Regions from separate parts of the Mus musculus genome. Here region 2 is linked to region 1. Evidence: chromatin loops called from intact Hi-C (ENCODE). Cell type or tissue: heart. All regions are shown on one strand.

What was found. Peaks named below come from ENCODE experiments on the same cell type or tissue, not always from the same donor. Only the 100,000 strongest peaks of a DNase experiment are listed, where the experiment ranks them.
Region 2: a loop joins it to region 1, with 5 times the contacts of the local background. A loop is called at or near these places in 16 of 42 quality-filtered maps.

Annotation. Positions count from the first base shown.
Region 1 is chr2:71,597,894-71,600,393 of GRCm38, reverse strand. The region is part of intron 1 of Gm36857 (a long non-coding RNA gene); the gene reads right to left. Among named protein-coding and RNA genes, the nearest start is that of Gm36857, 7.8 kb to the right of the region's middle. In heart, a CTCF peak has its summit at 1,391 (motif pointing left); a DNase peak (open chromatin) is centred at 1,383; H3K27me3 peaks cover 609 bases.
Region 2 is chr2:71,954,520-71,957,019 of GRCm38, reverse strand. No RefSeq gene overlaps it. Among named protein-coding and RNA genes, the nearest start is that of Gm39845, 1.9 kb to the left of the region's middle. In heart, CTCF peaks have their summits at 410 and 1,175 (motif pointing right); no DNase peak of the experiment used is centred here.

The DNA of each region.
Region 1 (2,500 bases):
TGCGTGTTGAGCATCTCCCAAAGGCTCCCCGTGTTAAAGGCTTCACCACCAGAGTGGTGCTATTGATAGAAGCCAGAGCCTTTAGAAGGTGAGGCCTACTGGGAATTCCTGAGGTCGTTTGGGACTTGCTCTCAAAGGAGATTATAGAATCCTAGCTCCACCTCCACCCCCACCTCTCATGGGTACATGAATGCTCTCTCTCCCATCCATAAAGTGGACAACCCTGCTCTACTGTAACTCCCATGCATCCCCACCTCTCTCTCTCTCTCTCTCTCTCTCTCTCTCTCTCATCCATGTAGACTGTTCTTTACCATACACTCCTTTCACGATACATTGCTTCCTAAAGCAACAGGACAAACTAATTTTGGACTAAAACTTTCAAAACTGTGAGTCTGTCTTTTTTTTTAAATAACTTGCTTATCTCAAGTATTTTGTTATAGTCACAGAAAGCTCGCTCACACACCAGCTAACCTTGGAGTTAAGTTCATCAGCCTCAGTTTGTGGGTACCAGAAAAGCAATGCCATAGCAGCGTGCTTATTCGCCTTCTGTTCAAAGACTATCTGTGAACCTAGCATTGGTCAAGAAGTACAGGGGAACGCCAGGGCCAAGAAGTGGGAGTGGGTGGGTAGGGGAGCAGGGCGGGGGGAGGGTATAGGGAACTTTCGGGATAGCATTTGAAATGTATATAAAGAAAATATCTAATTAAAAAAAAAAAAGAACTATGCTGAGTACCCGTTGCCTAATGAAAAGTGAACTCCCCGGCTAACCTGTGGTTTAACTGCTTTCAGAACAATACCAAGTGACCCTCTTAGTCCAGCAGGCCACATATCAGTCTCACAATCTGAAGGGCAGTACCAAGCACTTGGGTCATGGTGTGTTTTGTTGCTCCCCCTGATTTCATCATGACCTAGGAAAGCACCTCTCTCGGAAAGTACTATTTTTCATAGAAGCGATATATATCACAACCCTGAAATCATATCATGAAAAAAACAAGTCAGTAAACCAAGCCAGTAAACTCTCTCTGAATTTTTCCCATCAGGTTTAACTTACTATATATTCATATTTACTGCCAGACAAGTGACGATACTAAAGGGGTAACAAACTATAGACAGCGGGTTTCATTTGAGGGAACTGAATCCATGTGTGTGTGTGTGTGTGTGTGTGTGTGTGTGTGTGTGTGTGTGTGTGTGTGTGAAAGAGAGAGAGAGAGAGAGAGAGAGAGAGAGAGAGAGAGAGAGAGAGAGACCCAATATAACTGGGCACCCCAGTTTGGGATCAGCTGCGGAAATGCCACTACATTCTTTACTGTGCAGATGGCCTCTGAGGGGCTGAGGTGGGAGGGGAAGGTCACACTTGTTAAAGGGTGACACCTACTGGTGGGATAGCACACTGCATCTCAATTCTACTAGACAGTGGAGTGCCCAGCAATCACAATGCCTAGGTAGAGCGGTTGGAGAGAGTTTTGTTCCCTAGCATCCTAACCCTCTTCTACCATGAGTGGCCCGCTCCCCAATAAGACATCCCAATTTCTAACACAGAAACAAAGGCTTCGAAGCTCTGCTTTCCCTAACAGTGGGCTCAGCCCACTGAAGAGGATCGCCAATGATTTTGAATCTCAAGAGGCTCCTCTAAGAAAGATTGGGAGCATAGAAACACCGGAGGCGGGAGCTATCGATGGTGTCCTGGCCATGCCGCAAATGTTCGGATCTGATTATTTCTACTGTCTGCTCCCCCTCTCACACACTTCCTGCTTCTGCTTCTGCACATATGCTGTAAATTCTGACTGCCCACGATCCTTCCAATAAAGCCACTTCTCCATTTAAGGTAACGGAGTCAATTTCTGCTGGTTAGAACTGGCAACTCTAGCTGGAACACTGTCAGACATTTGAGTAGCAGGCACTATGTCACAACAATACAGGTCTCAGTCGCTCCTCCCTCCCAAATACTTCCCTTGCCAAAAACAGACAGAAACGAGGCAAAAGAGACTAACCTGGTTGAGTCACACAACTAGCTTGGCAGAACCGTGGAACAAACCCAGCCAGTCTGGTGCTGTAATTGATTCTCTCAAACAATTCACAAAGCTTTTGGTTTTTTTTTTGTTTTTTAAAGCTAGGACTTGGAAAAGAGTGAGAGTCCTAAAGTCTGTGAGCACATGGCGGGCACCAGCAGAGAGAAGGCTTGCAGCTTCGTACAGAAGGTGACCCTGAACACAATTTCACCATGAGGCTAGAGAGACTCACGTGTCTTTCACTGGCAAGGGGACTCTTTCCAAATCCGAAACTGTGTTTTGTGTGTATGAATGTAGATCTGTCTTGTTAAGAAAGGCCATCGCCTATGGGAGGAAAAGCCTGGATCTACCCACTAGATGAAGCCATGCATGGATCAGATTAAACTCAAGTTCCAGATTTGAAGCTCCAGCAGGAAGTCCCTACAAAGATGCAGACCTACCAGAATATGGACTTGGTTTAGTTGCTTACTTATTCATTTAGCTATTTGGGT
Region 2 (2,500 bases), 360 kb before region 1:
ATAGGACCAGAAGCCAGGTGGTAGCTCACACCTACAATACAAGCTCTGGAGGCTGAGGCAGAAAGGCTGACATTGTGTTGTTCAAACCTCATGGAGATGCTTGTACGAAGTAAGATGAACACAGCTTTCTTAGGCAATGTTATCTCAGGGCATCACCGTTGTAGGTATGGCCTTAAAGTAGAATAAGATGGAGAAGAACAATTATTAGACATGGATTTATTGATTTAGTTAGTGATTTATTTAAAGCACTGTGTTACTGCCTGTCTGCCAAGCATGACTTCACTTGCTACCAGGAACAGAATGACCTGGAGAACCAGCTGAGACAATGGGCCGTTGCCCTTAACAACCTGCTGACTGCCATGGACGCTTCCGTAAAGTCTTGCTTGTTTGCCTGCCCCACCTTGTGGCTTTAGAGTATAAATTGAGAATCCAAACTAGACCCGGGATAAAAGCCTTTCAGGCAATATCCTAGTTTCGGTCCACAGGTGACATCTCCTCTGTTGCCTCTCACTGGTGTCAGAAGCATACTCCAGAGACTCCTGCCCCAGTCTGTCATTAACTAAAAAGCCACTGTGCAGCACCTGGGCATCACATACTTAACAATCACTTATTAAGCATTTTCCATAGATCTATTGAATAGTTACATTACTTGGCAATGTAAGCAGAAGAGTTCAGTATAGGGTGGGATAAAGAGACCACACATCATCTAGGAATTCAAGTAGTCTAGAAACAGAGAAATCTTTCTATAGCTATTAAAATGGAGAGTTTCTTTAAGAACTGCCCAGCAAAGGTGGACAACTTCAGAAATAAAACAAAGGCAGGGGACTTCATTGAAATTTGGGATAGGTTAAGAATAATGATCTCTGATAGAACATTTACAACTTTAAAGAATTAGTTGTGCAGTGGAAGTTGGCACCAGTCGACAGCTAAATAAGTCCCCACAATTCTTTCAGGAAGAAGCGTAGATGAGGCAACGTTCGATTGAGAGAGTTCAGTTAGATGTGACTGTTTATGGCATCAGAGTCACCTGCAGGATGTAAATGTGATGGTTTGCCACGGGAAAAGACGCGCAGAGTGGAAGACAACAGAGAAAGGCGTGGAGTGGGAATGCTACAAAGTAACCATCTCATCTACGCCTCCTCAGTCTCTGGATACTTTTGCTGATGTGCGGCACTTCCAGCAGAGGGCAGGCAGGGATAGGGAAAAAAACAGGAAAGCAACCGTCTTAATTGTTGACAGGCAGCCTCAGTCCTGCCCACAGTGGGAAAGGTGAAAATAACTGTGTGAGCTGAAATCATGTACAGTCATATGAAGGACAGCAGTGAGCTTTAAGTGTCCTGTGACCTTTAGCAATTTTTGCAACAACATTCAGACTCTTACCGTTGTAAATGCAAAAGAAAGAAGAGTGGAGCTAGACCTTGGTTCGTTATCGTTTACAACTTTAGAAACATGGACAAACGAAGTTTTCTTTGTAAATTAAATTATAAAAGCATACTTTGGACAGCACCTTGGGTCTTGTCCTTTATGCCTCACTTCTCTCTAAATTTGTGTCAGCACATAAAATTTATACTTAGCACTTCCTGTGTTGCAAAGTGTCTCCAAGACCTGCTTTAAGGTGTACCTCTTTGTCAGCATCCCTCCCTCTGGGATATCTTCATCACAGCCACTTTCCTGAATTAGACAAAGTGCTCCTGGCTGTGCTACCATGGCTTTCCACCCATGGTAGCAATGTCAGTGTAGCTGTGGTGGGTTCTTTTCTCTATCACTCTGCTGATGTCTGTTTAATTTCACTTCCAACATCATCTTTTGTTTCTTTGTTGGAATTTCCTCCTTGTTTAGGAAAACAGAGTCAAGGGATTTGTGTGGGATAAGCACATTCTTGCGTCATACCATGACCTAAGGCAGAATGGCAAGAGAGTATGAGAGGGAGGTAAAATTGTAAGTTGCGCCTTTGTAGGTCAGAAACTGTCCTCAAAACAAGTCAGCAGAGGTAGAAATAAAACTGGTGGTCTTTTAAAAAGTTAGTGTCAGGAGCCATCTAGGAAAGGCTAAAGGCATGCGGTGACTTTTTTGGAGCTTGCCCGTTTTGCTCAGCTGCAACAGATAAAGTGAATTGTAGAGCTTGCAGAGATTTCATCTCAGGATTGATTCTTGTTGCCGATATGCCTTTCCTGTCATTATTACATATGCTAATGATTTCTGGGCATTTGCCCACCCTATTGGGCAGGTTTTCTACAGATCAACGAAGATGTCATCTTTTGTAGTAATGCTATGCAGACAAATTGATACTTTCATAGTTCCTAACAATGATTCTATGGAATTCTTAAATTTATACAAGTAGTTTTGAGCTCTCAATAGTATAAAAGCTGAAATTAGGGCTCTGTAAACCTTCATATGTCACAGGCTAATTGCACTAGGAAAAGAAAGCAGGTTTGGAACAAATTTATAATCGGGGAAAACATTCCTTCTAGGCTTTCTGTGAAACCATTATCTGATAGCT